Regions from separate parts of the Homo sapiens genome. Here regions 1 and 3 are each linked to region 2. Evidence: chromatin contacts called from ENCODE Hi-C or POLR2A ChIA-PET data. All regions are on one chromosome and are shown on one strand. Each heading gives the region's core, a stretch centred on a gene start or an enhancer-like site at or near the end of the contact. The rest is flanking DNA. Distances are from core to core; before and after follow the strand shown. Region 1 overlaps EPB41L5 (erythrocyte membrane protein band 4.1 like 5). Region 2 overlaps PTPN4 (protein tyrosine phosphatase non-receptor type 4). Region 3 has its middle 16 kb from the start of TMEM177.

Region 1 (3,187 bases), core at 506-3,005, 250 kb before region 2:
GCATCTGGGTTCCAGCCCCTCTCCATACATCTCCAAAAAGCAGAGAAAAGCTCCTTAGTTTCCAGGGCCCAACTGGGCCTCTCTCCCAGGCAGAAAACAGAGGGGAGAGGGAAAGAGAAGACTTCCAACTTTTCTCAGCTTTGCCAACACCCATATGGTGCAGTATGACTCTGCCCAGCAGAAGTCCTGAAACCAACCCAGGTGGCACTGTTCCTCGCTGGATGGTGCAGTGCAAACCCAGAGAAGGCTGGGGACTGGTGGGCGCCAAGAGAAGGAGAAGTCAACACCTGCATACTCTACCACACGCTGTGACACACACTTCATGTGCCATTTCAGACAAAAAACCTGAGGTATTAAGCAGTAGAGCCCAGATCCGATGTCCAAAGCTGTGGTGATACTGCACCATGCTGTCCTTGGAATGACCACCGTGCCTTCCAGGATATGCTGGGGATGACCAATGAGGTTTTCAACCTTTGAAAATGCCCCTACTCCCAAATTTACACCACAAAAACATGGAAATCAACCTAAAAACAGTGCGGCTGCTTCTGCTCACTTCCTCAGGTTTGTACCAACAGTGGATCTGGTCTAACTCTGTTGAGGTCAGCATGTAGGAATCACAGTTCCAAGAAACAGAAACAGTGCACAAAAACATGAATGTCTCACGAAGGTTTATTTGAATAGAGTTACATCTAGAGTTCTCATTTCAGTGTACAAACAACTCAGTGCAGTGTTTCTAATACAAGTCATATAAAACTGGAACACACTAAATGAATAGTGCACTTGATAGAAAAATAAATTACACTTTAAATGCTACTGCAAAGTTTTACACATATAAAAGGTAAACACAAAATAGTTAGTGAGACCCTCATAACCACTTATCATATCCAGATAAGGAGATAAAAGGGGCAAAGGAATCTGTGCTATAAAAAAAAATCTCTCTGAAGAGGAGAAATCCTGACAAGTAACTGAATGATCATCTCAAGCAATGTGGTGACATAGGGACTTACAGATCGTATCTCTTAGAACTGGGAAGGAATCATAGCTCTACCAATGTGTTAACACAACCCAGTTCAGCTCAGGGCAAATTTCTATAATTCAAACAAATGTCCTCATACTAACGCCTAATATGTAGGAAAAGTTTCCAACTTTCTTCTGACCACTGAAGAGGTACAGTGTTTAAATTTTTGAGAGGATAAAAAGGACAAATAATCTAGAAATGTGTCTTCTTCAGTCTGCAGAAGACCCCAGGTCTCCAAGCAACCACATGGTCAAGGGCATGAATAATTAAAAGTTGGTGGGAACTCACAAAGACCCTCAGAGCTGAGACACCCACAACAGTGGGAGCTCACAAAGACCCTCAGAGCTGAGACACCCACAACAGTGGGAGCTCACAAAGACCCTCAGAGCTGAGACACCCACAACAGCACCTCGTTCAGCTGCCACATGTGTGAATAAGGATGCAATGTCCAGAAGTGTTGGCTGCCTCCAAGTGACAGGTAACACTGCAGAACCTATCTGAGGACCTGCCAGCCTCCCGTTTCACGCAGCCACTCTGCTGCTCTACAAAGTTTCACATCAGGGGTCAGCGGCTTTGTAAAGGGGACTCCGCAGGAACACAGCTGTGCTGGGGCTGCTGCTGCTGTACTGCGCCAGCAGAGCTGAGTGGGACAGTATTTACCATCTCTGGTCCTTTACAGAACAAGACTGCTGACTCCTCTCAATGACAAGACAAAAACTCTGCTTCTCGAGACTCTTACTTAGAAAAATAGCAGATTTTTCTCTCTGTGACTGATAAATAATTCTGCTAACAAGACTTCTGAAGGAAATCTTCATTTTGGGGCTTAGCTAAGAGAAGAAGAGGTGCAAGTTTTAGCCAGAAGTGAGAAGCATAAGATAACAAGTAGTCCAGATCCAAGAACCCAAGAACAACTCAGGGCTTTCATCCTTAAATCTCCATAGGATATCTGTGATTGTACAAAGGCAAAGGCTAGAGACAAATGTTAGGAGACTATAAGAAATATTTTTAAAAGTTTTTTCTTAAAACAATGTATAAATGTTAAGGAAGTAAGCACACAAGGAACAGAATCATTCCTCTGTTCAGCAGTGTCTCCTGAAGAGTAGGAATGAAATGACCATGACCTCCTGTGTGTCAAAAGATGATGCTACTGACATGTCACAAATTAGGTCTCACTGATTAATTTACAAGTTCTCAGGCAAAGTCTAGAGCAGGTAACTGAAACCTTCACGTCTTATTTTAAACCATCCTGTCAACTCCCACTTCCCCTATCAGGGCTATGAAATGGACTGAGTTGAGGTTCCTCTCCTGTCTGCCCGCAGGGAGGCAGCACTATCTGCTCCCCGCCACCCCACCGTGCTCCGTCCGAGGCGTGCACGGCAAACCCTCAGCAGTGCCCCCGGCTGCCCCTTCTCCAACCTCAGCCCAGTCTCACCAGCCTGCTTCTCACCCACTATCATCTCCAACCTTTCTCTTTGAACCCATCAAGGATGCCGGCACACATGCCTCTCTCTTCTCAAGAGACAGACATCTCCCCTTCCCTACCTGCCACATTCGTAGACCACCTCAGCCCTGCCTCTCCCCACCACACTGTTCTCAGGGGAGCAGAACAGGAAGAGCTGTTACAGCAGCTCTGCGCATGGCAGCAGCAGCAGCTATGACAGGAAACCAATCCCCAACACGCATTTAATCTGTCGGGGCCAATTCAGCATTCAAGTATGAACTTCCGTGTTTGCCACTTCATGTCAGGGCATGAGACAAAGTTTCCTCTGAGCTTGAAATTCAAGTGAATTTTAACAAAGTCCCTACCAATATTCTAACTGTCAAGAATACAGGTATCCAACGACATAAAGGTCACAGACTATGTCCAACTACCTAATTCCTAATTTTAGGAAGTTTAAAATAAGGATGTTGTCACCTCCTGAACTGGATGGGAGATTTAGGTCTTCCAAGGCATAATGCCTCAGCTGCTCTGTGGTGAGCAGCACAACGGTAACCCTGTAGGACATCTACGGTTGCCAAGACACTGAAAATTTGATGCTCATTCCATCATGTCCTGGGTCAAGCCCCTGGTTCTAGGTGTCACCTTCAGCTTTGAGAAAATATGTCCTATAATTAAGAACTGGCAAGAGCCCCACCAGTGAAACTCAGAAGCTGTTTTTAGCATAATGG
Region 2 (3,472 bases), core at 179-2,678:
CTTCCTACAAAAATCAGATCATAAAAATTTAGGTAGAAATACCTATTTGAGTAAAATTTAAAAATGAAGACTATTTTTGGTTATAGTTAATAAGAATCATAGGCCTTTGTTGTGTGACTTTGGATTTATTTTCAGATTTTCTTATATTGATAAAGAATTGCAGGTAGTATTGGACTTGCTTTTTTAGCTCATTGGGATATTTTTCTCTCATCATGTACTATGTATACACTTCTGTATGGCTAAAAAAAAAAAAACAATTACCAAGGAAGGCACAAAGCAAATGCAATATTAACTCATCTGATTACATTAAAACTTAATAACATTAGAATTCTGATACATAATGATCTCATGAAGTTTGAAGTTTCACTGCCTGCTAGAATTTCCTTTCCAATATGTTAAACGTGTAAAAAGAAATGTCGGACTAACACGCACAATAACACTGACCAAAGAGAACTGAACAAATTGTTATTATGTGTACAGTAGGAAGCATTAAAATAATGATAAGGACTCTGAATTCTAGATGTGGCTTCCTATTAGACAGACCTCTTATGTTTCTGTATCTAAATGTATAAATTTATTAGCATAATATGACCCATAGGTCTCTCCCTACCTCCTGAATTTTATGATTTATGAATATCCAAATTTTCAGGGCAATATTTTAGCCTATTAATTTTACTAAACCACGAAAAATTTAAGTTACTTATGAATCTACACCACAGAAGTGTCCTGTCATTTCAGCAATTCATAGCTAAAACTTTTTTAGTTTGGCCTAATGACATTTCCTTAATCAAAAATCTTGTAGGCATTTTATAAGACATGGAATGTTATTAGTTTTAAAAAAGATACATTGACTCAGATTTCATTTTCCGTAAGTGAATTCAAAGTAATTTAGGTGTGAACATTTCCCATTATCACAGGTTTAAATTATAGGATTTTTTGATTTGAAGACAACTCATGACACCGTTTAGTTCAACTCCCTCATATTGCAGTGCAAATTTTCTTATCAGTCACAACAGAATGAAAATAAAGTATATTACCTCATGCATAAAACTTTGATTTTTAAAATAAAGATTAACATTTATGGCTCTATTAATGCTAATTCATAATGTAATAAACTATTATTTCCTCAAATATTAAACTACGAAATGTAAGCTGTATGAAAGTTCACTAACTGTAATCAATAGATCAACTACTTTCATTTTCTAAAAGCTGGAAAAAGTCATTTGAAGAAAAAAAATTCCAGCACACTCACCTAGTCTGAAGCGTCAGAACACTTTATTGCTGTTAATGGACTAAACATGGCTGGACACTTTGAACTTAAAACCAAACTTCATGTATTTTATTTTATTAACAGTTTTAACCTCAGGGACCCACCCACTCAAGCTTGCTGTCTATGTTTCCTGTTGAGTGTGGAAATTTCAGAGAAAAAAATACCACACAGCATCAGTGTGTTTGCGATGTGGTAAGCTTCTTTTCTGTCTAGGGCACCTTATTTTTCTGTTGTATGAGAACATTGTTTTTCTCTTTTCTTAGATATATTATATGACAACTGCAAAATGTGAAAGCAATTTGAAGAGGTGATAATCAGTATATGTGCTGCTGAGGCGAACACAAAGAGGTGATAATCAGAAAAAAGAAAAAACATTTAATGATTGCTAAAAAATTATTATATGAGAAGTTTAAGGAGGAGCCTTTTCTATCTACTCATATTGCCAACTAAAACCCAAAGAAAAAAAAAGAACTCTAGGTTATCTGGTACTTTAATAAAATAACTTAATAATTACTAAAACCATTAGAGAATTTTGGTAGACATATATCTGTTCATTACAATTAGATCCTAACATATTAGAAAAACAATCCCAGAAAAGCTTATCTTTCAGAGAAAGAGAGATCATTAAACAGCCCAGTACTATTACAACCTCATTGTAGCTGATACCTTATTATTTCAGAGGAACCACACAATTCCAGAAAAACAAAAGGAAGAGAGTTATCTGAGGCTTATAATATTGAAATTTTACCTCTACTATTCACGGAATCATGGCTATTTGTTTTATAAAATAACCTATTAAACAACTATACATTTTAATAATGAATACACAAAATGAACAACTAAGATGCAGGTATAACTCTGCTTATTTCTAAAATCTGATAGGATCAAAACATGAAAACATTAACACTTATAAAGAAACCATTTGTATGTGATATTAACTTAATACATAAATATGCCTACGATCTGGTACTCGTATGAGGATATGCTGCATACAACTAGTGACCACATCGCACGTTCTACACTGTTTATAAAAGTCAAGCAGAAAGAAGACACTTGTTAAGAAAGGAAAGTTTTAAGTATATTGCTACGCTGTTACAACACTAAGAATCAGAAAAATATTTTAAGAAATGTTATTCGTTTTTTAAAAAATACATGGACTCATTTCATTTTCCATAAGTGAATTCAAAGTAATTTAGGTGTGAAGATTTTCCATTATCACAGGTTTAAATTATAGGATTTTTTGATTAGAAGACAACTCATGACACCGTTTGGTCCAACCCCCTCATATTGCAGTGCAAATTTTCCTATCAGTCACAACAGAATGAAAATAAAGTATATTATCTCATGCATTTGATTTTTAAAATAAAGATTAACTTACCATTTATGGCTCTTCTATTAATGTTAATTCATAATGTAATAAACTATTATTTCCTCATATAGTAGACTACTAAATGTAAGCTGTATGTCACATATTACTGTGACATCCTTACAAAGTCTTAGCAACAACTCCTACTCTGGAGGCAGGGACGTGGCTCAGTAAAGGGAGGAATCCTAAAAGTTAAGTTTACAGTTTACAATCAAAGAATTTAACTGTTAAAAGATTTATTGCCATTATAAATGACTAGATTTTTGAACAGCAAAGAAAATGTGCACGATATGCTAGATGATAAAAACAAACAACAAATAGTTTAAAACAATTTGGAAACAAATATACACACATATATAAAAATGTCTCTATGAGTATATGCATAGAAAAATCCTGAATAATGAGTATCAAAATTTTTTTAAAAAGTTGTCTTGGGATGATAAATTTTCTTTATGCTCTTTGATACTGTTGGAGTTTTTAAACATAATGAGCTATCACTTATATTACTAGGGGAAAAAAGCAATTTCCACTTTTGGAAGGAGGAAGAAAAAAACCAAGAACACAAAACTCCCTTTACTCCAGAAACACAAAGAAGGAAGGTCTCTTAGATAAAGACTTAAGAACAAAATTTAAACAAAGTGAAATCAAAAGCAAACTTTCTAGTTCTCTTTATTAAAACTCAAGCCTCTAATAGCAGTAGATGCCAAACACATAACTAATTAAAAGACTTAGCCTCTCAAAGTAATTTTCACTGAAAACAAACTCTTGTCTCTAACACACCTGTATCCAGTTGGTCATCAGCTTCTGCTAGTTCTGCCTACAAAACGTTCCTTAAA
Region 3 (3,337 bases), core at 85-2,584, 230 kb after region 2:
TGGCCACACTGTTGAGAAATGCATCTGCCCCCTATACCCAGCCCTTCCCATCCCTTGTCCCACTGCTGCCCTGCTTATCATCCTGGATGCTCTATAATGACTTATTCCTTGTTTATTGGCTGTGCCTCTCACTAGAATATAAGAGCAGGCATTTTTATCCATTGTGATTTCTCTAGGGCCCAGAACAGAGCCTGGCACATATCAGATGTTCAATAAATGTGTGCTAATAAATGAAGGGTTGGTGGTAGGGATGTGGCAGGTTTGTGTGAAGCACTGCCCCCACACCGTGGTCACCATGAGGTCCGTGACAAATGATAATACCAGCAACAGACCTTCTCCCCAGGTCTAGTCCTACTGGGGTTTACAGTACCCTCAATAATGACCTCAACAGCTGCCACCCAGCTACACTCTTCCCTTGGTTCTAGTTTAATCCCTGAGGACTGAGCTCTGCCCTCATGCTTTTGAACAGCTGGGATTTCTGAACACTGTCCCCATTCAGGCTGCCTATACCTCACTCATGCATTAATTCACTGCATGCCTCCTGGGCCAGGCCCTGTAGGATGGTCTGCAGCCACAGAGATGAGATGGTCACAGCCCCTTGCGCCTCTCCCTAGTGTGGCTCACCCCTGAGGTCTGAGCTTGCCCACAGACTCAGGGCAGCTGCACACCTTTTGTTGGGTAAATCAAACAGTCCTAGGTTTCAGGCCAGGCTGGGCCATGCTTGCAGTGGGCCCCTGCAGAGCCAGTCCCCTTCTTTTGCTGCTGAGGCTTCCCAAGGCCACACAGCTGGATGGGGGCAATGCCAGGACTCAAAGCAAGATGCACGGTCAAGGCCACTGCCATTTGTGCTATACACCACATCAACTCTGTAAATCCACTCTCAAAAGAGGATCAACTGTGTACAATTTACCACCCCAGGGTGCTGTGAAGTTCAAAAAAATAACATATATGAGAGTGTTTACAAACTGATAAATATGTCTTACAAATCTGGACTTTTCCCCAGAGCCTTGCGCTGTGGCTTGTACATAGCGGGTGCTCACAAAATGCTTTTGGGTTGGATTCTCAGCCCGCAGGCCTCCCTCCATGGCGCTTCCTCCCCACCTCTCTGCCCTTGCTCCATCTCCCATATCCCCCACCCACTCACCAGTCACTGAGCACTCCAGCGGACCAGGTGCCCAGCCAGGTGCCCAGGATGCAAGAAGGAAGGCCAGGCCCTGCCTGTGAGACATTCACAGCCCAGTTGGGAGAGACAGACAAGGAAGCAGACAAAATGCAGTGTGAAAAGTGCATGGCAGAGTGTGCCAGGCTGCCATGGGAACAGAGGGGAGGGCTCGTAACCACAAGAATGAAAACAGCTCCTTACATCTGTGCATTGCTTTCTGCTTTTCAAAGGGCTGGGTGTGAAAGGTGGGGGAGGGATAGAGAATGAAGACATGGCGTTTTCCCAGTCCCATTTGTCCACATTCCGGGGCTGTCACCTTCGTTGAGCTTATGCTCTTTCAATGGAAAGGACACAGAGAGACTCTTTCCTACCCAGAAATGAAGGATTTTTAGCAGCTGTGTTGCACAATCATTGCCCGATGTTTGTTTTTCAGAAGGGCTTTGCCGTATCCGCTGACACTGAGCTGTAAAGACCCAAGCATTAAAAATTTGCAGCGCTGCCTCCCAGGAGCAGAATTCTCACCTCTGCTTAATGAGCCACTCCACACGTCCTTCTAGCTTAGTGCCCAAATGACATGAATTGTCCAAATAGAGTGAGTGAGCCCTTGTGGTGGTTTGGCTCCTAAGTGTGGCATATAAGCAGGCTGGGGTAGGTGATGCTGTGGTAGCAACTCCCAAATCTGGGCCTTAAAAGTACAGAGGCTTATTTATTGCCCTGACACAAGCACATGATGCAGTGGGCTCTGCTCCCCGCCACCCTCACCGGGGGCCCAAGGTCTGGGGCCCCATCAGGGGCGTGTACGACAGAGAAGGGCACCTTGGCTCTCAAATGCTTTCGCGGGGAAGTGACCCTGCGCATATGAAATCCACCGGCCAGAGCAGTCATGTGGCCACACCTACCTTCAAAGGGGCCAGGAGGAGGATGGGGACAGTGCCCGGCCAACAGCACTGTTGCACACACAGGGTCCAGGGCAGAGCCCGCTCCTGCACTAAACTCCAGCCCTGCTGTCTCTGAGGGGCCCTAAGGCCCTACTAAGAGCTGACCCACTCTCCCCACACCTCTGCTTCAGATATGCTGAGAATCTGGTGGGGGCAGTGAGTTAACATCACCCTTATTTAGGCTGGACTTCCAAATGCTGCCTGAGGGGTGTGTGTGTGTGGGTGTGTGTGTGTGAGGTGAGGTGAGTGGTGTGTGTGGAGGTATAGTGTGTGTGTGTGTGTGTGTGTGGTATACCACACAGGTGTAGTATGTTGCACATGTGTGGTAAGTGTGATATGTATGTGGTATGTGTTTGTGTTGTGTGTGCATGGTATGTTGTGTGTGGTGTGTTTGTGTGTTGTGTGGCACGTTGCATGTGTGTGGTACGTGCAATGTGCGTGGCATGTGGTGCATGTGGTATGTGTTTGTGTGTGCCATGTGTGTGGTGTGTATGTTGTGTGTGTATGTTGCATGTGCGTGATGTGTGTGGTATGTGTCATATGTGTGGTATGTGTAATGTGTATGCGTATGTGGTGTGTGGTGTATGTGGTATGTGTTTGTGTGTGGTATGTTGCATGTGTGTGTGGCTTGTGTGATGTGTGTGGCATGTGTGATGTGTATGTGATGTGTGGTGTATGTGGTATGTTTGTGTGTTGTGTTTGTGGCATGTGATGTGTGTGGTGTGATGTGTATGTGGTATGTTTGTGTGTGATATGTGTGATGTGTATGTGTGTCTTCTGTGACTGCAGCTGGTGGGCAGCGGTCATGTGGGTGGGTCACGTGGCACCCACAGGAGCCCTTTGCTTCAGGTGTGGCTGAGGCCTTTTTCCTCAGGCTGCATGGGCTTGAGAGGCTCTGCCCCCAGGTATTTAGAGAATGTCAGCCTCAGTGTTGGCTTCCCTAAAAGTAGTGAATCTTGACCTCTAGGACACACACGGGTCAGCTCAGAGAGAAGCTTGTGCAGACAGCAGCCTCTGGATCTTGCCTGTGGACGGTCTGAGTGGCTCCCAGGCCAGCCTGAGACTGCATTTAACAAGGGCCAGGTGGTGCAGACGCTCCTTCTCCAAAACCTGACCCAACTTCACTCCGCATCTTCCTCTCGGAGGAAGTTTTAGGAGAGACCGATCTTTAGCAATGAGGCCTCTGGCCAGCTCTGTCATACAAGGACAGAACAGTGACCGCATGACTGAGATGCCC

Evidence for each region. A loop is a pair of places that touch in the nucleus more often than their neighbours do. ChIA-PET counts read pairs that join two places held with the same protein, here RNA polymerase II (POLR2A). Pooled maps may share reads with other maps.
Region 1: a loop to region 2 is called in a map of naive thymus-derived CD4-positive, alpha-beta T cell, with 9 times the contacts of the local background. The contact joins two enhancer-like sites. A Hi-C loop is called at or near these places in 6 of 168 maps with a recorded cell type or tissue (CD4-positive, alpha-beta memory T cell, CD8-positive, alpha-beta T cell, naive thymus-derived CD4-positive, alpha-beta T cell and 1 more) and 11 of 50 pooled maps. POLR2A ChIA-PET finds 5 or more read pairs at or near these places in 7 of 52 experiments (CD4-positive, alpha-beta T cell, CD4-positive, alpha-beta memory T cell, CD8-positive, alpha-beta T cell and 4 more).
Region 3: a map of naive thymus-derived CD4-positive, alpha-beta T cell shows a loop between it and region 2 (2.3-fold over the local background). The contact joins two enhancer-like sites. A Hi-C loop is called at or near these places in 1 of 168 maps with a recorded cell type or tissue (naive thymus-derived CD4-positive, alpha-beta T cell) and 4 of 50 pooled maps. POLR2A ChIA-PET finds 5 or more read pairs at or near these places in 2 of 52 experiments (GM10248 and activated CD4-positive, alpha-beta memory T cell).

The regions. Positions count from the first base shown.
Region 1 is chr2:120,176,584-120,179,770 of GRCh38, reverse strand. It overlaps EPB41L5 (erythrocyte membrane protein band 4.1 like 5), which reads right to left. Exons shown (of 25, transcript NM_020909.4): 25 at 652-3,187. Among named protein-coding and RNA genes, the nearest start is that of TMEM185B, 45 kb to the left of the region's middle. RefSeq lists an enhancer at 2,538-2,637. Within about 2 kb of position 1,755, at least 2 of the 41 ENCODE cell types and tissues checked have a DNase peak (open chromatin) inside an H3K27ac peak, as active enhancers do.
Region 2 is chr2:119,927,612-119,931,083 of GRCh38, reverse strand. All of the region lies in intron 13 of PTPN4 (protein tyrosine phosphatase non-receptor type 4), which reads right to left. Among named protein-coding and RNA genes, the nearest start is that of EPB41L5, 84 kb to the left of the region's middle. Within about 2 kb of position 1,428, at least 3 of the 41 ENCODE cell types and tissues checked have a DNase peak (open chromatin) inside an H3K27ac peak, as active enhancers do.
Region 3 is chr2:119,693,333-119,696,669 of GRCh38, reverse strand. It overlaps a transcript of TMEM177 not described here. Among named protein-coding and RNA genes, the nearest start is that of TMEM177, 16 kb to the right of the region's middle. Within about 2 kb of position 1,334, at least 8 of the 41 ENCODE cell types and tissues checked have a DNase peak (open chromatin) inside an H3K27ac peak, as active enhancers do.